Linked DNA regions of Homo sapiens: regions 1, 2, 3, 4 and 5 are each linked to region 6. Evidence: chromatin loops called from intact Hi-C (ENCODE). Cell type or tissue: IMR-90. All regions are shown on one strand. Region 1 has its middle 3.3 kb from the start of DIRC3-AS1. Region 2 has its middle 180 kb from the start of DIRC3-AS1. Region 3 overlaps DIRC3-AS1 (DIRC3 antisense RNA 1). Region 4 overlaps DIRC3 (disrupted in renal carcinoma 3). Region 5 holds the start of LOC105373873 (a long non-coding RNA gene). Region 6 has its middle 59 kb from the start of DIRC3-AS1.

What was found. Peaks named below come from ENCODE experiments on the same cell type or tissue, not always from the same donor. Only the 100,000 strongest peaks of a DNase experiment are listed, where the experiment ranks them.
Region 1: a loop joins it to region 6, with 4 times the contacts of the local background. A loop is called at or near these places in 5 of 110 quality-filtered maps.
Region 2: a loop joins it to region 6, with 9 times the contacts of the local background. A loop is called at or near these places in 6 of 110 quality-filtered maps.
Region 3: a loop joins it to region 6, with 4 times the contacts of the local background. A loop is called at or near these places in 4 of 110 quality-filtered maps.
Region 4: a loop joins it to region 6, with 2.5 times the contacts of the local background. A loop is called at or near these places in 2 of 110 quality-filtered maps.
Region 5: a loop joins it to region 6, with 5 times the contacts of the local background. A loop is called at or near these places in 2 of 110 quality-filtered maps.

What each region holds. Positions count from the first base shown.
Region 1 is chr2:217,277,401-217,281,400 of GRCh38, forward strand. No RefSeq gene overlaps it. Among named protein-coding and RNA genes, the nearest start is that of DIRC3-AS1, 3.3 kb to the right of the region's middle. In IMR-90, no CTCF peak of the experiment used is centred here; DNase peaks (open chromatin) are centred at 471, 1,861 and 2,371; H3K4me3 peaks cover 928 bases; H3K27ac peaks cover 4,000 bases.
Region 2 is chr2:217,104,657-217,108,656 of GRCh38, forward strand. No RefSeq gene overlaps it. Among named protein-coding and RNA genes, the nearest start is that of DIRC3-AS1, 180 kb to the right of the region's middle. RefSeq lists an enhancer at 710-1,909. In IMR-90, a CTCF peak has its summit at 2,220; DNase peaks (open chromatin) are centred at 1,285 and 2,165; H3K27ac peaks cover 3,164 bases.
Region 3 is chr2:217,285,152-217,289,151 of GRCh38, forward strand. The region is part of intron 1 of DIRC3-AS1 (DIRC3 antisense RNA 1); the gene reads left to right. The region is part of intron 12 of DIRC3 (disrupted in renal carcinoma 3); the gene reads right to left. Among named protein-coding and RNA genes, the nearest start is that of DIRC3-AS1, 4.4 kb to the left of the region's middle. In IMR-90, no CTCF peak of the experiment used is centred here; a DNase peak (open chromatin) is centred at 1,880; H3K27ac peaks cover 3,009 bases.
Region 4 is chr2:217,391,668-217,395,667 of GRCh38, forward strand. All of the region lies in intron 8 of DIRC3 (disrupted in renal carcinoma 3), which reads right to left. Among named protein-coding and RNA genes, the nearest start is that of DIRC3-AS1, 110 kb to the left of the region's middle. In IMR-90, no CTCF peak of the experiment used is centred here; a DNase peak (open chromatin) is centred at 2,214; H3K27ac peaks cover 2,140 bases.
Region 5 is chr2:217,064,356-217,068,355 of GRCh38, forward strand. LOC105373873 (a long non-coding RNA gene) reads right to left here and starts at 2,560. Exons shown (of 4, transcript XR_923877.3): 1 at 2,256-2,560; 2 at 561-659. RefSeq lists an enhancer at 1-967. In IMR-90, no CTCF peak of the experiment used is centred here; a DNase peak (open chromatin) is centred at 1,876; H3K27ac peaks cover 2,315 bases.
Region 6 is chr2:217,221,300-217,225,299 of GRCh38, forward strand. No RefSeq gene overlaps it. Among named protein-coding and RNA genes, the nearest start is that of DIRC3-AS1, 59 kb to the right of the region's middle. RefSeq lists an enhancer at 2,064-3,263. In IMR-90, no CTCF peak of the experiment used is centred here; a DNase peak (open chromatin) is centred at 2,202; H3K27ac peaks cover 3,634 bases.

The DNA.
Region 1 (4,000 bases), 56 kb after region 6:
AAACATTTAGTCCATCGTAATGAGGAATTGCGGAGTCAGAGGAATATGTGCTTGTCCTTTTGATGGATGTTGACAATTGCCCTTCAATGAGATGGCTCCAGCATACATTTCCGTAAGTGGTGGGTGGGCAGTGCCTATTTCACCCAGCTTTTCCCACATGGTGTATACATAAATTATTTTATTTTATTTTTTCACAGGTCTTAAATGTGGGAAATAGTCTACAGTTTGGAAGACACCAGAGAAAAATGCTCCACAGCTCGCCCTGGTGACTCACTACAACTTATGGGAAGATGTGAGATTATTCTGTATTCTAATGTATGTTAGAAGGCACACTCCACCCAAAGCCTTCCTGTGTGTTCCTCCCTGTGAGCTCACATCCCGTTCACCAGCTGACTGGGAAGGGAAGTCAGGACCAGCCCTGACCCCATCACACCATCATAACCTCGGGATGGCAGGGCTGGAAGGCACCTCAGACGTCATCCTTTGCAGACTCTTCATTTTACAGTGAGAGGCATGACGTGTCCACAGCTGGTTAGTGCCAAAGCCTGGGACAGGCTTCACATTGTCCAGCTCTTAGTCAGAGCACTGTTGACAATGTCTGCCTTCACTTGGAATTCAGCACCTGCTTTCAGTATAAACCCCTGCATTTCACTAAAACTGAGCAGACTGCTGGTTTAAAAAAGAGAGGTCCATCCAGCAGGGATGATGCTTTTCCTCGTTGAAAGAGGACATTCACCTAATGGGAGACCTGGAGTCAGAATCTTTCTGATGTGTGACTTGGCACAGTAACACAATGCAGGATGCTGGTGTGTTAATAAAAATAAAAATTGCATCGCCTACCTCAGAGTCGACAACAATGTCAAGGAGTTAATGTGAGTACATCTGAAAATGTTACTAATCATGATGATGATATCAATGTCTTTTATTTGCAAGTTCCATTTGTTTTTACTGAAATAATTACTCCTGAGTGGGGCTAGAAGCCAAGCACTTGACAAGTTTGCTCTTTGAACCAGTATGGTTGTGATGTGATTTGGAGTTCCTGCTACTCCTCTCCTCTAAATTTCTTGGATTGGAAACTGTCACTCTTCAGTTAGGAATGCTGAACGGATCCCAATGCTTTAGCGGTGGCCTGGACAGAATGAACTAGGGAGGCTACCACATTTGTTTAAAAGTGCACTGTTCTAGACATCTCTATAAGGAATAAATTACTGGGCTCTGTGCTAATCTGTTTGTATGGCTATAAAGGGATACCTGAGGCTGGGTGATTTATAAAGAAAAGAGATTTAATTGGCTCATGGTTCCACAGGCTGTATAGGAAGCATGGTGCCAGCATCTTTTTCTGGTGAGGGCCCCCAGAAGTTTAAAATCATGGTGGAAGGTGAAGGGGGTGCAGGTGCATCACATGGCAAAAGCAGGGGTGGAGTCAGAGGGCAAGTGTTCCATGCTCTTTTAAACAACAACCAGATCTTGCATGAACTCAGAGCCACAACTCAGTTATCACCAAAGGGATGGTACTAGGCCATTCAGAAGGGATCCACCCTGATGAATGATCTAATCACATCACAACCATACTGGTTCAAATACAGATGTGCTGATTGTTAAAAGACCGAACTACTTCTTTACTGGTTGGTAAATAGTCACTGCTTCAAAAACCCAGGGTGACACCCCATTTTGATCACTTCTTGTTCACCCCATTTGTGAGGGAGAGATTCCCCACCCTACACAGAATGAGATGGCTGAACATGATACCCAACAATGGACAGATGAGATTAACAGCAGTTTAGTAGTCACATTTACTCACAGCTCACAGGAGGAGGATGCCAAATGCCTTGCAGGGCCACATGGAGATTGCACTTGGGAATAGAGTGAGCAAGCAGAGGCTGTAGGAGGCCGACTCTGCAGTAACAAGAGGGTGAAGTGCCCCCTGATTCCCACTGGAGGAAGTAGTTGGTTTGTCTGAATACTTTTGTAGGCTTGCAGGGAACTAAAATTCACTAGGTTGAAGGCCACGTGGTGTGCAGCTGGTCTACATGAGAGGTGAGTGAAGGGGTATATGTTACAAGACCAGGAGAATTCACAGTTAGGCCTTTTTGGGTCCTGTGAAGCTAAAACACGTCAAGGCAGCACATGAAATTTTAGGCCTTGTAATAAACACGACCACTCACTTTCCAGCCCTGTACCCAGCTTGCATCTGGATTGCCCCAAGATCCAGCAACAAAAGCATTAATGTGTGGTACAGCAGAAACCTCCAGTCCCTGATCCAGCACAAAGGCTACTTGCTGTCCTTCTGATTTGGTCATGCACATGCTTTACCAGCTGTTAAATATTTTGAATATCATCCTGGCCACAGCCATTAACACATGGTAGAGCACTGTGACTCAGACCCTTTTTCTCTCCTCCTCCTTGTCCAAAGCTCCCAGGAGTTTTATTCTTCCTGTTGACTGTACAATTGGAATGGCCTGAAAAATCCTTATCTCCCCCATCCCTTCTTTAAAACCTTGTTCCATCCAGTTGGAACTAGAAAGGAGAATGAACTAATTCATACTGAGTTGCTGGTTATTCACTATTTCCAGGAATATTTGTGTTTTAAGAATAGACTCTGCTTTAAAGGAATTGTGTTTTAAAGAGTAGACTCTGATTTAAAGGCAAGCCATGAGCCTGCAAGCCAAACCTAGCCCACACCTGCTTATGCACAATTCTCAAGCAAAGAATGATGTTTATATGTTAAATGTTAAAAAAGAAAAGAAGAAAGAACATGCGATGAAGACTATATGTGGCCTGTTAAGACTAAAATATTTACTATTTGGATCTTTATAGAAAAAGTTTTCTGGCTCCTCACTTAAAGCAAAGATTATCTAATGGTAGAAATGAGGACATTAATAATAGGCTAGGACACTGATTTTGGAGCAGGAGTTCTCATCTGGTTCAAGTGGAAATGCTAAAATCAGAGAGATAAACAGAGAATAAAACCAGATTAGAAAGCTGAAGTCGATAATGCCAAAAGGGCCATTGGCAGGAGAGTGTTCAGGACCAAAGAGCTGAAAACAAATGTAAAGAGGCATAAGTATATTAGGGCAGAAAAGGTGGTTCTGGAAGGGTTGCCAAACCCATCCTGATATATATTGTTTTCTTAAGGGCCCAGGAGCTGGGGAGTCTTCAAAAAACAAAGGTAGACATAGATGGAATGTGCAACAGTGAATCAAAAACCATGTAAAACTGACCTACCTGAGGACATAATTTTTTGTTCTCTTCTTACCCTCATATGCTGTTACAAAGAAGAGGACTGGAGGGTTTGAATGGTGTCTTCCAAACAAGACATCCTTGTCTTTGAAATATTAAATGCTAATAAAATTGGCACTTGATATGGCCTGGAATTGAGATAAAGAAAATGGGTAGGCCAGGCATGGTGGCTCATGCCTGTAATCCCAGCACTTTGGGAGGCCAAGGCAGGGAGATCTTGAGGTCAGGAGATCGAGACCATCCTGACCAACATGGTGAAACCCTGTCTCTACTAAAAATACAAAAATTAGCTGGGCGTGGTGGCACATGCCTGTAATTCCAGCTACTCAGGAGGCTGAGGCAGGAGAATCACTTGAACCAGGGAGTCAGAGGTTGCAGTGAGCTGAGATCGTGCCACTGTACTCCAGTCTGGGGACAGAGCGAGACTCTATCTCAAAAAAAAAAAAAAAAAAGAAAGAAAGAAAATAGGTTAAAGTAACATGAATAAGAACCTTTTTCATAGAAAGGATTGGAAAGGTGAGAATGAGTTTCTGAAGGACTACGTGGAGTTTCTCTTCCTGGAGCCACCTTATGGCAGTCTGTTGTGCCCAGGAGTAAGGCCTTCCTGGCACCTGTGAATCCAACTTGGCATTTCTGCCTCCTGGAACCCCAACAGAGTCTTGGAGGCAGGCTTCTGGCCCGGCATTTCCACTACGTGCTTGCATGCATCTTTGTTTCGAAGGGAGGATTGGTGGGTGGGGTGCTGTAGTCTGGGAGACAG
Region 2 (4,000 bases), 120 kb before region 6:
GCTTGGCTGTGAATTTGGTCTTCCTAGAAGGAACAGCAGAGCAGAACTTGAAGGAAAAGTGTCAACTTATCCCGCTCCCTGTAGCTATCATGGAAGTCTAAGCCAGAGAGATACCTGGCTGGGTTGGCTCAAGCTTAGGAGAGAGCCTTAACTTCTAAAGGGTTGACACAGGGACAGACTTATCCCCTGTCTGGATAATGTTGTCTGCCTGTGTGGGGTTGCATGAGGGTATGGAGTTATTTTTATTTCACTTTTTCTTCTCTTAACCACACAATGCTAGGTCTCTTGATATTTTTCCCCTCAAGTTTACTTTTAGAAATTGCATTACTATCTGCTAATCTAAACATATTAATTTCAGCCTGAGGTCTAAGGGTTTAAAGAAAAAATCTCTCTCTTTGTCTTCAGTTTCTTTGTTCAGATTCTTTATTACAAAGACATAATAGTAGAAAGACATCTGTCTGCTGGATCACAATTAATATTTACCCATGGGCACATGTAGCTCTCTATTTTCAGGCCTCCTTCACCTAGAACTGAAAAGATGTCCAGGTTACCCTACAGTGTAGGGCCTACACAACTTATTTGAAAAGGGAAAGATGATTTTCTTCAGTTCATTTAACAAAACACTTTATAAACATTTGTTATGTGCCAAGAGCTATTTTGAAGTACTTTTCAAGTATTAACTCATTTAATTCTTTCAGCAACCCAGTGAGATAGGGACTATTATTATTCCCATTGTACAGATGGGGAAATCAAGGCATGGAGAGATGATATGACTTCCCCCCAGTTGCACACCTCATTAGTGGTGGAATCAGGATTCTAACCAAGGCAGTCTGGCCTGGGATCCTTCATTCTTGACCATCACTTCAAGATGAAGCTCACCCTTACTGATACTTCCTGGTCTTATCTTTTAATTATTCAGGTACTCAATTTTCTTACTCATATAGGGAGATTGTATAATGAGATCTCCTCATTTATTCAAGTAAAGCCTGTGGTGTTTAGCTCCCCCTTGGTTCTCCTTGCTTTGTATTGTAAATACCTTGACTATGCCTTTAGCTCAGGCCTTTAGGCTTAGAGTTACAGGGTTACAGGGAGCTCATAGGGCCCTGTACAACTATTCTACAGAGTTTGAGGATGGATATAACCAAACCTGACACCCTCTTCTAGGCCAAAGCCACAGAAGGAAAGAAGAGAACAGCTTAGTAGTCAAGGGTGCTCCGTCAAACCACATAGTTTAGATTCTTAGAATCTGGTATCATCTGTGCCACCCTTGCTGAGTCACTTCCCGGCAGTCCCTGCCTTCTTATGGGCTGGAGCTTGGTCTTAATCATGAGGAATTTCAGCAGGAATGGATGTCACCAGCTCCTTATACAGTCACAAAACCACTTCTGTTGGGTTCAGAGCCATGGAGCATCCACACAGCATTCCTTCCTGCCTGTCAAGCTTCAGAAGTTTCCATGGCTTCCCCAACACCCAAAGGAAGAGGAGAGTAGAGGAAAACGGAAGAAAGGGAAGACAGAAGAAGAGAGAGAGGGGACAGAAAAAGAGGGGGAAGGGAGAAGAGAGGCAAGGATGGGAGGAAGGAAGGAAGGAAGGGACGGAGGGAGGGAGGAAGGAAGGGAGGGAAGAAAGGCTTTTCATTAAGCCTCAGATCAACCAACCTCTGGCCTGCTCTTCCTGATTCCTCTGCAATAGGTGTTCCACGTGTTGTACTGTAAAACTCACTTCCAACTTCAGCATTCTTCTGTTGTTTAAGGCCTTCTGTGACCTCTGATTTCCCCAAGTTCAAGTCCAAACTCCTAAGCATGGGTCACAAAGTTCTTTATAATCTGGTCCCCATTTTTCCTTTCTATTTTGCCTCTCTATCCTTTCCATATTCCCATTTTCTCCCTTCCCTCCTCTTCCCTCCCTTCCTCTCCTCTCCCCTCCCTTTCCTCTCTCATTCTGCCCATCTACCCTGCACCCCCTTTCCCTGCCTGCCTTCCTCTTCCCACCTTCTTCTTTTCTTCCCTACCTCTACCTTCAATAATATTAACCTGGTTGTAATTCTCTAAAACACAAATCTTCCCTCTTGCCTCCTGATCTTTGCTCAGATCTTCCCTTTGCTTGGAATCTTTTCCCCTGTTCCCGCAATCGGATGACTAACTGCCACTTAATCTCTAAAACCCAACCTAGTTTTGCTCCAAGGATACTATTCCCTGGCCCTACCACAGCGCCTCCTGTCTACCCTACAATGCAACAGCAGGCCTCATAGTATTTTACTCTCCACCTTAATGTTCTTCTCTCCCACAGGACCATAATCTTCATAAAGGGGTCATGTCCTTGACAAATTATCTCTGCAAAGCACACTATGTGGTACATGGAAGATACTAGCAAAGATTTGTCGACAGATGACATCAATAGTGTATGGCAGTGTAAACTGGGGCCCATTCCTAACAAAGAGTCTTAATATAATTTCCTCGGGTATCACACTGGGGGTGAGAGCCAGAAAAGAGGTCAAGTCATTTGAAGTCGCCTGTACAGAACATGTAGCTATTCAGATTACAGCCGGGACTAGAACCCAGCCCATTAAGCTGCAAGCTTCTCAAGGATGAGAAACACATCTTATTAATCCTGCAATTCCAGTGCCTACCATCATGTCTAGAAAGTAGAAGGTGCCTAATGAATGAATGCATGAGTAAGCTGTCACCCCGTTCTTTCTACTGCCTCGGACAATGTGGAAAAGCAACTGTGGCATTACATTGGGGTTGATCACTCTAGACAACTAAACTAAATAATTAGAGCTCTACCATCCAGATTAGGATGTGAATTATCTGCCATCGAAATTTACTGGTTAAGCTGAAAATTATCAAATTGCTTTGACTTTGTGCAGTATAAATGTAAACTGCATTTACTTCCTGAATTGATGGGTTGCATACAAAAGTGGCCCAGATATAGTATTACCACCATGTCCACAGAAAGAGGCTGCTGCTATTTTTAAAGTTCCCCTAGAAAGTAGATGATATGATCCCCCTTGCTTATTCATTCTGATGTCACTCAGACCTCTAGGGAGGAAAGTTCCTCTTTTCATTCTACTAAAATTGCTCCTACCTTGTATTTGGAATGTTTCTCCCTACAGGTCAGATTACAGATGATAGGAAGGCTTCTGATATTGAGCCATCACCCCAGTGTTTGCCCGTGTTCCTGGCTTAGTAGACAGTATAGATGAGAGACAATGAATGTCTGTGTGATGTTAATTTAACACGGACTCCAGCATGTAAGCCTGGACTGGTTAGCACTGCCACTGAGGCAGCATCTGATGGGTTGCAGAGGAGCTGCATAATGTAATATTTTTTAGTACAAACTTCAAAAAGTGACTCTGAAGTAGTCAGACTGCAAGGGCTTCCAATTTTAGCTTTCTACCTAAGTAACTTGCTCTAAGCTCACACAGCTATTACCTTCTCTGAACCTTTTTGCCCCTATCTGTAAAATAGGCCTGATAATAATATAACTTCCTTAGATACAATTCATATAACATGCTTTATACAGTGCCTAAAATATGGTGCATAATAAATGTTACACACACAGACACATGCACCCCTCCCAGCACTGTGGGTAGTTGCTCTAATGGGTAAATCAGCACCTGGGCTGTGACTTTTCTTTGGTGACTCACATTTTAAAGCATTGTTTTCTCTGTTTATATCCTCTTAATTTCTCTATGAATTCATAGCCCTTGGAACCTGCTCTGAAGATGACTGCACAGTATCTCCCAGTTCCCCAGGGCCTCCCAAAGCAAACTTCATGTTATTAACATAGCTTGTATTTTAGCAGACTGTCCCAAATATCCACCCAAATTTGATGTGAATCAGTCGAGTTATTTTCTTTTGAAATGATGATGAGAGAGAGAGGTAAGAGAGAGTTAATTTTGTTTGGCTACATGGAAAGTGAAAAGGCAGAAAGCAGGCAGAGGATAACCCACTTGCCTTGTCCTGCTTCTCATGCACAGAGCACAGATGTAGCACAG
Region 3 (4,000 bases), 64 kb after region 6:
TTTTGTAGCTATCTAGATAGTATATGCCATGAGTTCTCACTGAAAGCTCCAATTCCAATCCAACACCACTGAAGTGTTGCTAACATTTCCCCTCACCATGTTTGTAACTACCTTCTCTTATAAGGTGAACACTGGCTGCCATCTTCTATAATATATTTACTTATTTGCTCAATACTAGAATTCACACAGAATAGTTTCAGAATTGCTATCCTGTGCCTCTATGAAAAGCAAGCCTCCCTCCACAGAACCAATGATTGTTTAGAATTTTATTCTTTGGCCCGAGCACATCTTGTCAAAGAATACATGAGTTAGTTAGTTCTTTCTTTAGCATCAGGTTAGTTTTTCTTTAGCACCAGCCTTATTTCCCCTCTTCAACATCGCTTTGAGACATGCCCTGAATCTTTGTTTTAGCCATCTCCAAAATAAGCTAAAGCCTCATTTTTGGTGCTCTGGTGCTGCTGCTGGAGCCAACACATGTCTCTCTGGAACACCAAGTAAATATTCAATGCATGTTTGCTCACTCCGCCTTCCTGTGAAGCTAATCCAACAAATAGATGACAGAAATATCTTCATTTCCACAAATGCACTTGTGAGCTTATAATAAGAGTCTTATCTCCCAGGGCTATCCACATTCCCATGGCTTCCCCATTCCCCATGTTTAGATACCAAAATCCTTCTTCACTTTTAGACAAGTCTTAATTCATCTTCCCTATAAAGGCTTCGTAATACCTCTTTACCTAAACATAGAGCCTAGCCCCACAAATGCCGTGTTCATAGATTTAGAAGCTCGTTTCATATTTATCAAGTTCTCACATTCTCCATCTTTCATATTTTAAAATATTTATTTAATTAAATTTATGAGCCAGAAATTGAAAAACATATGGAGTGAAGGGAAGGAAAGAAGGAAAAAAATAGCTCATTCATTCAACTTTTCCCAGCTGCCATTCCTGACTCGGGAGATTTGGCTGAGTTCTTGGTTAATGCCATGCAATAAAACTTCCATAGGATGCCAAATTTAGGTCCAGCATGAAAAGAAAACAAAATCCCTCCTATAAGACAAACTATTCAATTTGGAAATGGGATTTTTTTTTTAAGTCCTGCGCTTAAACCTTCATAGTGATTGTTTCCACAAGGGCGAGAATCAGCCCACCCCTTGGAAAGCTTCTGAATGGGGCAGTGTAGAAAATTTTAAGAAACATTTATTTCTCTGAATGGAGAACTGTTACTCTTGGGGGCTCTGCTTTCTCCTTTTTGGACAGAATCCACTCTGCCCTATCCCGGCTAGAAGAAGAAAAGGTGTAGCGTGCAGGCAGGGAGGACGAGTCCAGGTGCTGGACACTGCACAATGGGTCCTATTCTTTGTTATTTGCAATCCATCTTTCTCAAAGTTGGCTCACAAGAAGTACATCTCCTTGTGCAGTTAACCCGCTGGACTACCCTACCTGAGAACATGGGTGGGTACTTTCTCAACACATATAAGGTCCAACACATGACAAGTGACAGAGTGAGATGAAGCTTTCCAAACTGGCATGAGTTTTGTACAGTTTCATATATGGTCTGATTACCTGGTTACCTACGGTCTGGTCACCTGGTGACTTTTATTGTCCTGTCTCTACCTATGTATGTATGTATCTCCACCTATATACTTTTATTGTCGTATCTCTACCTATGTTTTACACACACACACACGCACACACATTATATATATGTTATGTTGCAGTTATATTTTATTATCACTTTTAAGATGGAAAGTTTTGCATTCCAGGAAACCCTCAGTCCTGAGAAGACTGGGGCATTAGATCACCCTGTGTTGCAGAGTTTTTCAAATGGCAAGTATTAATTATTATTTAGATTGCACATGTATTTACGCCCCAAACTAAAATGCTCTGAAACCACATCTTTAATAGTTGGAATTCCAGGCCCTTTCTGTGGTTCCTTTGACCTGCTATTGCAGAGAATATTCTGTGGCTGTGAATAAATCTTGGCCAATCTTCTATAAGCAAGAAAGGAGCCCAGATGCTCCCCTCAAGATGAGACCCAGAAAGAGAAGTCTGGTTGTCACCACATGATCTGCCAGGGTTTCCTAATGGATCTGCTATTTCAAATGACGAACCTGATTTGGCAAAGCCAGAGGCCCCTCTCATGACCTATGTGTAGTGAGAAGCTCCTCTGTGTGTCACTTGAATGTTGAAGGGTCATGGCATTTATTTTGAAATAATGATAACGCTTTGCTCACAGGACATACATGCCCATTTGGATCCAGGCAAGTTTTAGCTCAGGCAGCACACTGTTTTCATTACTTCTTTCTCATGGTGATGTACAGTCTAGTTTGTAAATCCAGACTTTCCCTTTCCTTGGAGTGAGTTCCTTCTCAGGAGTCTTGTTCTGCTGTCCTATGGCTTATCATCAGTTGGGAACATCCTAGTTTATTAGACACTGGGTGTGCAATACTCATACTGCCCATCTCTTCCTGTACCTATGGCTGCATGGATAAAAAGGGAAGGCGGGTCACCCATGTTTACCGGCCAGAAGCACTTGAACCCCAGAGGAAAACTCATCTATCACAGAGGGTGGGAAAGGAAGAGTTGAGGAGAGGGACTCTGCCATGGTAACTGGGCTGCAGGCCCTACGACCAGCCAAAATATTTTACTGCATGGCATTTTATAGCACATAATCATTGTCTTAGTCAGTCTAGGTGACTATAACAAATTACCATAGACTGGGTAGCTTATTTCACAGTTCTGGAGACTAAAAGGCCAAGATCAAGGTGTTGGTAAATCCAATGTCTGTTGAGGGCCCACTTCCTGCTTTGTAGATGTCCATCTTCTTCTTGTATCTTCACATGGCAGAGAACAGAGGGAGGAAGCAAGGTCTCTCATGTCTCTTTTAATAGGGCATGAATCCCATCATGAGGGCTCTATCTTCATGACTGAGTTACCACTTAAAGGTCCCATCTACAAATACCGTCATCACATTGGGGATTAGAGTTTCAACATAATTGGATTCATGGAATCCAATTCCATGAATTTGGAGAGGGACATGAACATTCAGTCCATAGCAACCATTCATGCACTGGGGCTATGTAGGGGATAGACACTTTATTCAGCTGCAGATTCGTCTTGTACAAAGTTTCTCTTCTACGATGTCATCAAGGTCTCTCATCTGTTTGTCTTTTTCTTCCCCAAACACTATAATCTGAATGGGTTGAAACCATTTTCTGATGGAAATGTATACCTTAGACCAGTGGTCCCCAACCTTTTTGGCACCAGGGACTAGTTTCACGGAAGACAATTTTTTCCACACACAGTGGGGTGGGGGATGGTTTCAGGATGATTGGAGCACATTGCATTTGTTGTGCACTTTGTTTCTAGTATTACATTGTAATATATAATGAAATAACGATACAATTCATCATCATGTAGAATCAGCAGGAGCCCTGAGTGTGTTTTCCTGCAACTAGGTAGTCTTATCTGGGGGTCATGGGAGACAATGACAGATCATCAGGCATTAGATTCTCATAAGGATCACGTGACCTGGATCCCTCACATGCACTGTTCACAATAGGGTTTGTGCTCCTTTGAAAATCTAATGCCATCACTGATCTGACAGGAGCCAGAGCTCAGGCAGTAATGCAAGTAATGGGGAGTGGCTGTAAATTCAGATGATGCTTGTTTGCTGCTCACCTCCTGCTGTGCTGCCCAGTTTCTAGCACACCACAGACCATTACCAGTCTGTGGTCTGGGGGCTGGGGACCCCTGCCTAAGACTATTGCTCATTGTCCTGTGCAATTTTGATAAGTTCCACAATGCTGGCAAATTCACCACTATTATTCTCATTATTATCAGCATTAGTAGTAGCAGTAGTATTCGCAGTAGCTAACATCTGTTTAATAATTTGACATTACTAATATTCTTTGACAATCCTGAAAAAATGGGTAATTGAGATAATTTACATTTGTTAACTTGAGATAATAATGCATTTCTGAACGAGAACATGGAGC
Region 4 (4,000 bases), 170 kb after region 6:
CTTTTGGTCAAAACCATTCGACAAGTCTCTAGAAAGTTTCACACTTTCCCACATTTTCCTGTTTTCTCCTGAGACCTCCAAACTGTTCCAACTTCCGCCTGTTACCCAGTTCCAAAGCCACTTCCACATTTTTGGGTATCTTTTCAGCAACACCTCACTCTACTGGTACCAATTTACTGTATTAGTTCATTTTCACACTGCTGATAAAGACAAACCTGAGACTGGGCAATTTACAAAAGAAAGAGGTTTATTGGACTTACAATTCCATGTGGCTGGGGAGGCCTCACAATCATGGCAGAAAGTGAAAGGCATGTCTCACATGGTGGCAGCAAGAGAGAGAACTTGTGCAGGGAAACTGCCCCTTATAGAACCATCAGATCTCATGAGATTTATTCACTATCACAAGAACAGCACAGGTAAGACCTGTCCCCACGATTCAATTACCTCCCACTGGGTCCCTCCCACAACAAATGGGAATTTAAGATGAGATTTTGGTGGGGACACAGTCAAATCATATTATCATATAAGCAGGATCTAACTTTAGCATATGCAAACACTGTATATGTGTGATTCTTTGAATTGCCCTGCAAGCCAATTCTAACATCTTGATGGTTCCCTTATTAATTATTGAGCAATATAAAATCTTTGACATGTGCTCATCTTACAATATCTAGGTGTTTTGGTTTTACCTTTTAAGAATAGATTAGCTAAAGAGAACACACTGCATGTCAGTTTTCCCAGAGCCTCACCATAAGCACAGCTTTTCCTCAACATTATGAAAAAATGAAACTTTTCCTTAGCAACATTGCATAGTTATTTTTTACATTCCTGTCCTCTTAAAGGGTGCCCCATTTCCTTTCCCTCTCATCTCCCCTTTTATTCCCCTTTCTGCCACCCCAGCCAAGTGGTCTTCATCCATTCCCTTGCAAAATTAGTTATCTCTTTTTTTGCCACCCCCACCCCAAAATTAATTTTCTATAAAAGCCGATACTCATCATCATTACAGTGTAGCTGAGATATAAACATTAATGTGCACCCTTTCGTACAGCACTTCTCTAGCATTTTGCCAGGGAACAAAGGTTTCAGCTAGAGAAAAAAAATTCTAAAGGTTGAGACTTCTGGGAGAAAATCACAGATCATTTCGTAGTAAAGTATAAAGGCTTTTCAGATACTCTGAAATCAGACTTTGTCACCTTGTGTCCCCCCACAAAAAAATAATATTTTTGAGTGATAACCAGTACCAAATAGACAAGTCAGGCTGTTTACCAGTGGAACAGCTCCAGGTTATGAAAAATAATGCTGAAGGACAGGGTCCTTTGCTAGAAGAATGTCACTTGAGGTACAATACTCTGTCCTAAACAGTCAAACAACAGACACACAGTAGAATAAACATGTTGAGCACACAAAATGAAGAATAACAATGCATTGAGTGTGTGTGTGTACAGTGTGAGAGGGAGGCAGTGTCAACTCTCTGCTGCCACCTGCTCTGGAATGGAAGACGCTGGGTGTTCAGAAGACAACCACATTGACTTTCCTACCCTGGCTCTTCGTGATCTGCCATCTCCAAACTTTTTAAGTTTTCACACAGGGCACATGGAAAAGAAGACAAGCAGCACTTTCTGAAAACATGAGTAATGGGAAGGCTTGATCAAATGAGCAGGCAAGGCCATCCCAGGGGCTTCTCCTGATATTACTTCTCTTCATGATGTAACCTGCCCACTCTCTATGATCCGCAGTTAAATTGCTAAGATAGGTTTTTGGGTTGGACCCAGAAACCGTCAGAGTCTCGTGGTCTTAGGGATCAGGATTGCTACTACCTCACCCCCCCCCCCCACTCAGTTTAAATGGGGACAACTGATGTCTAGGGACACTTCCAGAGGTCTCAGGCTATAATTAGCTGATGAGTATCCAATCTGAGGTCTTAGATATAATGAGCTGTAGCCGACAAGGAGAATTCAGGCACCAGCACTTACCAGATATGGCAAGCTCCACCTCTCTCTTTATTCCCTTCATCTTGCTTCTGCCAGCACTCCCACAGACCTCGTGCAGGGCAGTGAGCCCATGGGAAAGAGCCAAGAATTCCTTCATCTGGGGCTGTGCCTCTGCAACCCTGAAGATTTAGGGCCAGAGATGATCCGCTTTTCAGAACTCAACAGCCAATCTTTGGAAAGAACCTATGACTCAATAGCAGCCATGCGATTCAGCCTGCACCCCTCCACCCCTCTGCCCTCACACCCCCAACTTCCAAATATGGATAGAGTTAATGTCCCACTTCTGAAACACATGTGATTGTACAGTCATTCTTCAGTCACACCACCTGAAGATGATTTAGTCCATGGAATTCATCAGAGAACAAAGAGCAAACCAGCTGCTGATTGATTGGGGTGGTGTCAGAATCAGAACTAGAACACAGAGTGGGAAATATTAGGGCCAGGAATGCATCAGCTCATTTAATTAATTTTCTGAGAATCTTTGGTTCTAGTTTCTCTTCTGCTCTTCTGTCTTATCTCACTACCAAATGAGATAATTTAAAATAATGTATATAAAAGTGGTTTGAAAATAATAATATGGAATATAATTGAAATAATAATTGGAAAAACAATGAAATGAACATAATATGGAATATCTATTATGCACTGGCCAAGTGTTTTATATAAATTATTATATCTAATCCTTAAAGCTGAAGCTCAGAGAAGTTAAGAAATTTGCCTATAAACACAGAGATCTGTCTGATTCAGAAGTTCCTCTTTTGACAGTGCAGCTATACATCTCCCAAGCTGTTTACTTGGGGTATAGACCCTGATGGCTGTTCTAATGCTCTTCAGCTTTTGGGCTGGCCCCTCTAGCTGTCTTAATGAAATACAAAACAGATCTCTACAGTGTCCCAAACAAACTCCTTCATATGCCTCCACACTCCAGAACAACTAATTGCCAACGAGGAGTTAGTGATGCAATGGCAAGGTGGGTGGCTTTGTATGAACAAGAACAAACAAGGATCTTGCCTGAAGGACACATACATTCCACCAACTCCTATGCCAGGAGACTCATTTCCTTTCAAATACCACCCATTTTACAGAACGTGTCAGTGCCCTGAGTAAGCCCCACCAGCTCTGTGTCTTTAGTTTCCAAACCGGGCTGAAACAGTGGGTGTTTAATCATTGTTTTTATGAGCTCCTGTATGTCAGCACTTTGACAGATGTTTTAAATAGATCAACTCATTTAATGCACTAGTACAAACATGTGAAATATCCCCATTCTACTGGTGTGAAAACTGAGGCCAGGAGAGGTCAAATTGGAAATTCTACATCCCTGATCAGAGCCACTAACCAAGATGCAAAAAGCAACGAAGAACCTCCACAGCTAGTAACTGACAACACGTAGGTCTTTGTTAGTGGCCAACTTATTTGACCGGAGCATCCTTATGGTTATTGAAGGAAGGTTGTACATTATTGTGGTTCCCTAAGCAGGTTGTACAACATTTCTCTCCCTCTCTGAAAAGGCTGATGTCACTTCTCTAGGTGATGTTTTGTGGTATGTGATAGGGCTGGATCACATATCTTTTAGACATCTATTATTTCATTACGTAAGTCTTAGGCTCAAAGGAATTTTTAGGAGTCATTTAATAAAATAACATGCGTTGAATCCTCCCATCTTTTTAATACTTTATAATTTCTTTCTTTTTTTTTTGTTTTTTGTTTGTTTGTTTGTTTTTGAGACAGAGTCTTGCTCTGTTGCCCAGGCTGGAGTGCAGTGGCGTGACCTCAGCTCACTGCAACCTCCACCTCCTGGGTTCAAGTGATTCTCCTGCCTCAGCCTCCTGAGTAGCTGGGACTACAGGCGCCCACCACCATGCCCAGCTAATTTTTAAATTTTTTAGTAGAGATGGGGTTTCACCATGTTGACCAGGCTGGTCTCAAACTCCTGACCTCAGGTGATGCACACGCCTCGGCCTCCCAAAGTGCTGAGATTACAGGCTTGAGCCACTGCACCCAGCCAACAC
Region 5 (4,000 bases), 160 kb before region 6:
TTGTCTCTTTTCGGATGTCATGTAACCAATGCGTGTTAAAGGTCAGTTGCATCAGTTCTCTTAAATGGCAATTAAGCTATTGTCTGAGCAAACCAGAGGCATCCGGAGTGCAAGCTTCGCTCAAACCTAGGGACCTGGGAAAGGCTGGGAACAGAGGAGCAAGTAGGACACCACAGGGGAGGGCCGTGGCTTCAGGAAACGTGGGGAACACCCTGAACTGTAAAAGCAGATGCGTCAGCAGACAAAGGGGGTCATTTCACTAAAGCCTCAGTGAAGCAGAGAAATTCCAGACTTTGCCCATCACCTACTGGCAGGCTCTCCCTCCCTCTGTCCCCTCCCCACCCTCTCCTCACCCTTGTCTTTCTCTGCTTCATTATCTCACGCTCTCTCTTTCTCTCCCGCAGTTTCTCTGTCTCTCAGTCTCGATTTCTCACATCCTGTTTCTCTTTCTTCTTTACTCTTTCTCCCTCTCCTTCACCTCTCCTGGCTTCACTCCACTCCCCCCACCCACTCTGTTCCCTCTCACATTCTCATTTGGGGATGGGGGGCGGCTGACAAACCGGATTGGGGGGGTCTGACAAACTGGATTTAAATTTCAGCTCCGCAGCGTTCTCAGCTCTTGGTCTTGGAAATGTTCCCTGAGCTTCGGTTTTTCTCATCTGAAAATGAAAAAAATAATACCTAGCTCCAAGTATTGAGCTTGTTGTGAGGAATCAAACAGATAACGTTTCTAAAATTCCAAACACAGTGCCTGGTCCACGGCAGATGCTTGACTGGTGACAGCTTCCTTTCCCAGTGAGGCCCAGGGAAGTAGGCACAGTGCTTGGCACCCTGCAAGCATGCGACACAGCTTCACAAAATACCCACAGGGAGCCAGGAGCACCGCTTGAATTTTATGGATGACAAAATTGTGGTTCAAGGAAGGTAAAAGTACCCTGGTAGGACACGTAATTTTTAAAAAGTCTATAGCTATTGATATTACTATATATTAATTCCCATTCTGTCCCTCCGGTTTCTCCCCTGAACACTAATTTCCAAATCCCCAACACTCTATGGTTTAAATGATAAACGATTCACCCAAATACTGTATAATTTTTTTTTTCCTTTTGGGTCAGGGCCATGCTCTGTCACCCAGGCTAGAGTGCAGTGGTACAATCGCAGCTAACTGCAGCCTCAACCTCCCAGGCTTAAGTGATCCTCCCACTTCACAGCCTCCCAAGTAGTTGGGACTACAGGCATGCACAACCACAACTAGCTAATTTTTAAAATTTTTGGCAAAGACAGATCTCACTACGTTGCCCTGGCTGGTCTCGAACTCATGGACTCAAATGATCCTTTCTCCTCAGCCTCCCAAAGTGCTTGGATTACAGATGTGAGCCACCGCACATGGCCATGTACAATTCTTGAAGAAGCTGAAACTCATCTTTCTTTCTCGGTATAAGAAAACTCAGGATATGTTTGGACATCCCCTCCCATCTGCCCTCCCAGCCTCCTCTTCTCCAGGCTGAACCAGATCCTGCTGCATCTTTCTCAAAGACTCTCTTACATCCTCATTATGGTTTCTGCCCCAGTCCTCCATGCTTCTCTGAAGTTTAGAGTCAAAATGCCCTTTTTTGCTTTAGGGGTGAGACCTTCTCTAGCACCGTGTGTCTACAACACAGAGAGGGCAAACAGAGATAGTGCTTGGTATTTTATTTTTAAAATTTTTAATCTTGATTATATTTTGCAATGTTTATACCATTGCACAACACACGGAAGCATTAGTCACAATTTATATAGCTGATTTCATGGAGCTGAATTCTATGGTGTTTATAGCCGTTGAGTGTCTTCTCCCAGAAATTGGAAAGATGCCCCATTTGCTGTAACACACACGACCTCCACCCCATTCTTTTCCTTTGTAACCCAAACCACAATGTGTAATTGTGTGTTTATTTTGTGTTTAATGTTTATCTCTTCGCCCAGGCTCTAAGGCTCTATGAGGGCAGGGATCACATCTGTTTAGTTCACCCAGATTTCATTATATATCCAGCATTCTACACTCTGTAACTGCTTAGTCTCAACTCTGACCACACATTAAGTCATCAAGGGAGTTAACAGAAAAAAAAAAAAAACAATAAACAAGCAAAATGTTTACTAATGTTCCACAAGCTCTTTTGAATCAACTGGTCCCTGTGGCACCTGGGGATCCGTAGTCATGAAAATCCTGCCAGGGATTCTTGATCCGGGATCTGGTGATCCTCGGCAGGACAACTCACCATTCTGTTCGGTTGCCCGCTTGCCTCCTCCCGCTGGCTCCAGCTTCTGTGCCTACAATGAAGGCTGTGCCCATTCCCTCACGTGCCCGCCGTGGCCTGACACCTTCCTGGGCCCACCCTAACACATTCCTCCGTTGCTTTTAACGACTGTTTACAGCTCGCTACCTCTAGGACGTGGCTTCTGATGAAAACTGTCCAGACGCTCTGCCTCCGGTGTAATTCAGAGCCCAGCTCTCCTCCTTAAAATTCTTTTACGCTATTTTCCACAAGCATGTGCTTCTGTTGGCAGTGCCATAAGTGTGATTGATCTTTACCATAAGTTCCTTGAACTTTGCTGTGACCTGGATGCTAAGGTGGCGGGAGCTGCCTCCATCCCCACAATTTGACTGGTACAACCCGAAAGTAGGATGATAGTCTGTTCTGGTCAAACATTAACGTGGGGCAGGGACAATGGAGAGAGGGTTTGGTCATCTGGCATGCTGCAGACTGCCAGAGGAGCTGGAAAGGCTGAGTATGGGAAAGGGGAGGGATTTCATGGCCTCTTCGGGCTTTGAGTATTTGAAGAAACTGCCTATGGAAGACCAGACCTGTGCCCTGCCTCCCAAGAAACACACAGAGCTTAGACGGTGGAAGCTATCTGGGGCAAATTCAGCTCCCTGTGAGGAAGGTCTTCTAGTTGTTAGGGGTGTCTTGGTAGGTCAGGGAGGGTTTTCCAGCATCAGTCATTTTCATACCAATCTCTCGGTTTTTGCCATATTCCTGTACCACCCGTGCTTTTATTTACCTAATCTTTTTTATTTACCGAATTTTTAACCTAATATTTCCTTTAAAACAACTTTAAATTGACACACTTTGTTTCATTCCTGTTTTTAAAAAGTACCTATGGCAAAAGATATGAATAGACACTTCTCAAAAGAAGACATGCAAGCCGCCAACAAACATATGGAAAAATGTTCATCATCACTAATTATCAGAAAAATGCAAACCAAAATCACAGTGAGATATCATCTCACACCAGTTAGAATGGCCATTATTAAAAAGTCAAAACCAACAGATGTTGGTGAGGCTGCAGAGAAAAGAGAACACTTATATATTCTTGAGAATTTAAATTAGTTCAGCCACTGTGGAAAGAAGTTTGGAGATTTCTCAAAGAACTTAAACAGAACTACCATTTGACCCAGCAATCCCGTGACTGGGTATGTACCTAAAAGAAAACAAATTGTTCAACCAAAAAGACATATGCACTCACATGTTCATCATAGCACTATTCACAATAGCACGGTTCATGGAATCAACGTAGGTGCCCACCAACAATAGATTGGATAAAGAAAATGTGGTACATATATACCATGGAATACTATGCAGCCATGAAAAAGAAGGAAATCACGTCCTGTACAGCAACATGGATGCAGAGGGAGGCCATTATCCAAAGCAAATTAACACAGGAACAGAAAACCACATACCACATGTTCTCACTTATAAGTGGGAACTAAACATCAGGTACTCGTGGACATAAAGATGGCAACAATAGGCCAGGCACGGTGCTGATGCCTGTAATCCCAGCACTTGGGGAGGCTGAGGCGGGTGGATCATATGAGGTCAGGAGTTTGACACCAGCCTAGCCAACATGGTGAAAGCCCATCTCTACTAAAAATATAAAAATTAGCTGGGTGTGGTGGCACACACCTGAAATCCCAGCTACTCAGGAGGCTGAGGTGGGAGAATTTCTTGAACCTGGGAGGCAG
Region 6 (4,000 bases):
ATGACTATTCTCCAATGTCTAAGTTCTCCAAAAACCTCTTTGTTTTCCCTTGACCACTGCAGTCCAGTAAATGCTACATTATGTTAAAGGTGACCTCATTTGACCTTCAAATCATCTTTAAAACTGGCCTTCCCACAGTAAAAGAATTTCAGACCATAGACTGCAACCATTGTGTTTATCTCACACAATATTGTTTTGAAGGCTTCTGTCAATGTAACTCAAGTTTGAAGCACTAAGCTGGCACTTGATATATGCTGCTGAACAGTCTAACTACAGGATATACTATCTATTATTTTAGTAGCAATGGGAGGTATATGCCAAGCCTTGTTTTAGATGCTGCAAATGCCAATGTGCCTATGAACAGTCCAGCCTTAGACTCTAAAGAAGCTCTTACTACATATTCATATTCCAGTTCATAGATCTTTCTCCTAGACTTTGATTTTCGGATTATTTAATTGTTGTATTATTACTCAATTTTGTATCCATTTTTGCTTCATCTCTTTCCTTTGTCCTAATCCTTTGGAGGGAATAGCAACAGCAATGGTGAGGAGAAAGAGCCCAAGAAAGGTAGACTTGAATTCTGCTCTTAATTCATTCACTCTGTGATCACTGACTTCTCTCTTTACTTCTCTTATCTCAGCGAATTTATATGTAATATTAGGAGAATAGAAATGCAAGGGACCCTAGGAATAAAATAATTACTTATTGAAAATAAATAGTCAAAGACGACTATTATCCAGGTGTTAGAGATGGAAAGGTAAATCAGATTTGGTCCCTGACCCTTAGGGGCCAGTCTAGCAGGAAAACAATCTTGGAGCCTAGAGCTTTTTCCTTGTACCCAGCACATGCCTTAAACTTCGTGAGTGCTGGAGAACCAGATGTTAATTTGGGTGTGGGATTTTGAGCTAGTTCTTTTACCATAATTGCTATTTCCAAGTGGAGCTGATCGTCTTTCTACTTTCTCTTTCTAGGGGAGAAAGACATATTCTAGTATAGATCCTAGGTATTCCCATCTGACCTATAAATTGACTTTGTGATACAGCAGAAAAGGCATAAATTAAAATATTATCTTCTGTTACAAATTCCATAGTTTTGGATAAGTCATGTCCCTTTTTGTGCCTCATTTTATCCCACTGATAATAAGTGGTTTGAATTAGATGAGTTCTGGGGTCCCTCCTACTTTGAACATTCTTTGAGTTGAAGATCATGGCCACATCACTCAGCCCTGCTACTGGTGCCCAGGCTCTGGCCTTAGGAGTATGTGTCTAAGCTATTTGGTTGTCTCTTTTTCTGCCCCTTTCTCCCTTCAATCCATCTCTAATATCTGTACACCAGATCCACTGCCTTGGGCCTACTATATGTATTAGGTTGGTGCAAAAGTAATTGCGATTTTTGTCACTAAAAGTAACCGCAAAAACCGCAGTTACTTTTGCATCAACGTAATACTTCTGCTTCTCAGTTTCTCAGTTCCTTTTTTCTGTCTAGTGCTTTTCTTCTTGAAATTAGAATCGTTCTCTCCCTAGATTTTACCAACCCCCCTGATTTGGCAGAGGACTCTCAGCTTGAACCATATCTTGCTCCTGTGAACCTGTTTTCTTCAAGGCTTTGTAGTCTCTATTTTATAAGCAACACCTATGGACTTCTGAAAAAACGACTTGAGAATGCTGTTTTTTATGTTTTACACTCAGCTCCCTATAAATTACCATGCCTTTGTATTTTGATCATTTCTATTACTGTTCAAGGTTACATAACCTCATTCTATGCTACAGACTGAATGTGTTTTTGAAATAAAAGGCAGGGGAAAACTGTCATTAGAGGTAGTAAAATATAAAGCTTTTTTATTTCTTTCACAGTCTCCCTTGACTTGTCATGGTCGTGTTGTTTTTCAATTTGCTATTTCATGTTCTAAATAAAGAAAAATTGAAATGATAAATTACTAGCATAGATTTACCATTCATCTTGATATTGTGCAATGACACTTTTAAATGCAAACTAAGAGTATTTCATTCCTATGAGATTACCGAAATCACACAATTTATACTTCATAGCTTGTACACGCATATATATTTTGCTCTTATCAGAACACTGTAAACACTGCACGAAACCAGTTCAAGTATTTGTACTTTTCTTCTTAATAATATGCACATTCTATCAACACTCTCTACCTTTGACTTACTGATGAGTAAGAGGACTGAAAAGAAAAGGCACTATGGTTTGCCCTATCTTTCTCTTTCCTTCTATGGTATCATTTTCAGTGCAAGTGGTTGACTAATAGAGGAAGTAACATGAGTAATAAAGGATATGACAGAGTCCCTTGCTAATTCTTGTTTCTTAGAATGTCCTTGCCCTCTTTCTGGCTTGAATGGAAAATGTGGCCTCCTGGGACTGTCAGTGGTGTGGTCCCCACATCCTTAGTTGTACACATAACATGCTTACCGTGTGCTTGCTTTGAGTCCCTTCTGAGCTCCCATGCAATGTAGACTCATCGGAATCCCGTGCTCATGGGATTTTATGAACACTATATGCAAATAGGACAGCAAGAAATGGCAGTAAACGCTTTTATTGTTGCTATCTCCTCTGCTCCTGCACATGCTCCATGGTATCGTTGGACTTCACTTACAAAACACAGATACAAAGACAAAATTACTAAGAATTACCAAGAATTTTAATTTCAAGATGGCAACAGAGTATTAAACCAAAGATGAAGTCGTTCTGAGTGTGGGGTTTGCGAGATGGCACAGGTGGCACTCCCAGGAGCTCGTCTTGGCCAGGTCGCACCCTTGAGTCCATTGGAACCTGAATCTCACCCTGCTCTGCTATGCTATACTGACTCCAGCTGAATTCAAGGAGTTACAGTTTGAAACTCTCCAGACTCCAGTGGCCATCCCACTTGTGGTGAGTAGCTTTAAATAAAATATGCTCACAAATTATTTAATATACTTTCCTTTAAAAAATGGAGCTTAATTCCTTTCAAGTGTGGACTATTTTTAGTGACTTACCTCTAAAAAATATTATATGGCAAAAGTGATGAAGTATGATTTACAACAATTGATCCTGGAAGATACTGCATCTTCCATCTTGCTGTCTCTCCTAGATCACTTGCTCTGAGGGAGGACATCTGCTGTATCATGAGGACGCAAAACCATCCCATGGAGGGTGCTACATGCAGAGCAGCTGAGGCCTCCTGCTAGTTGTCAGTGAGGAACCGAGGCTTCTTGCCAATGGCCATGTGAGTGAGCCATCTTGCAAACAGATCCCCTAACCCCAGTTAAGCCCTTCAGGCAAACTGCAACGTTGTCAAGTCTTAACTGCAACCTCATGAGAGACCCTAGGCCATAGCCACCAGCTAAGCTGCTCTTGAATTCCTGACTCAGAAACTTTGAGATCATGAATCTTTGTTGTATTAGGCCTCCAACCTTAGGGGTAATTGGTTATGCAGCAATAGATAACTAATATACCATTATTTTCAAGCGGGACTATAAGCTTGGTACAACCCAAACACCAAAGTATATCCAAGAGTTTTCTTGGCCATGTTAGGAAGTCTCAGAAGACCTCAAAATGAAAAGCAGACAAGCCTCTACTCATAGAGTGCACATTAGGCCGATATAATATTTAGCTTTTCTAGATGCTTTATTTTTTAGGCACTGTACAGTAAAACCAGGGCTTCTTTCCTTGCCTTGATAAATGGTGAATGACATTGGATGCCACTCTCACCCCCATATGCTCACCAAAGGGAGAAGAATTGCTCACCTGATTGGTGGGAGTCATAGCAAATGAAATAGGTCCCTGTGCCACAATTCTGCCAGACTCAGACCTCACTTGTCATTTGGAGGAGCAATTTTGAATCACATTCTCCACTGTTCCTTGCAGGCCCCCAGCAGTAGTAACCCGCTGCTATGCGCAGTGAAAATCAGCTCAATTAGACAGCCTTGCGCATGCTTTCCCCCATCTCTACTTCACTCCCCTTTCTTTTCCCACTAACTTCCTGTGATCACCTCTT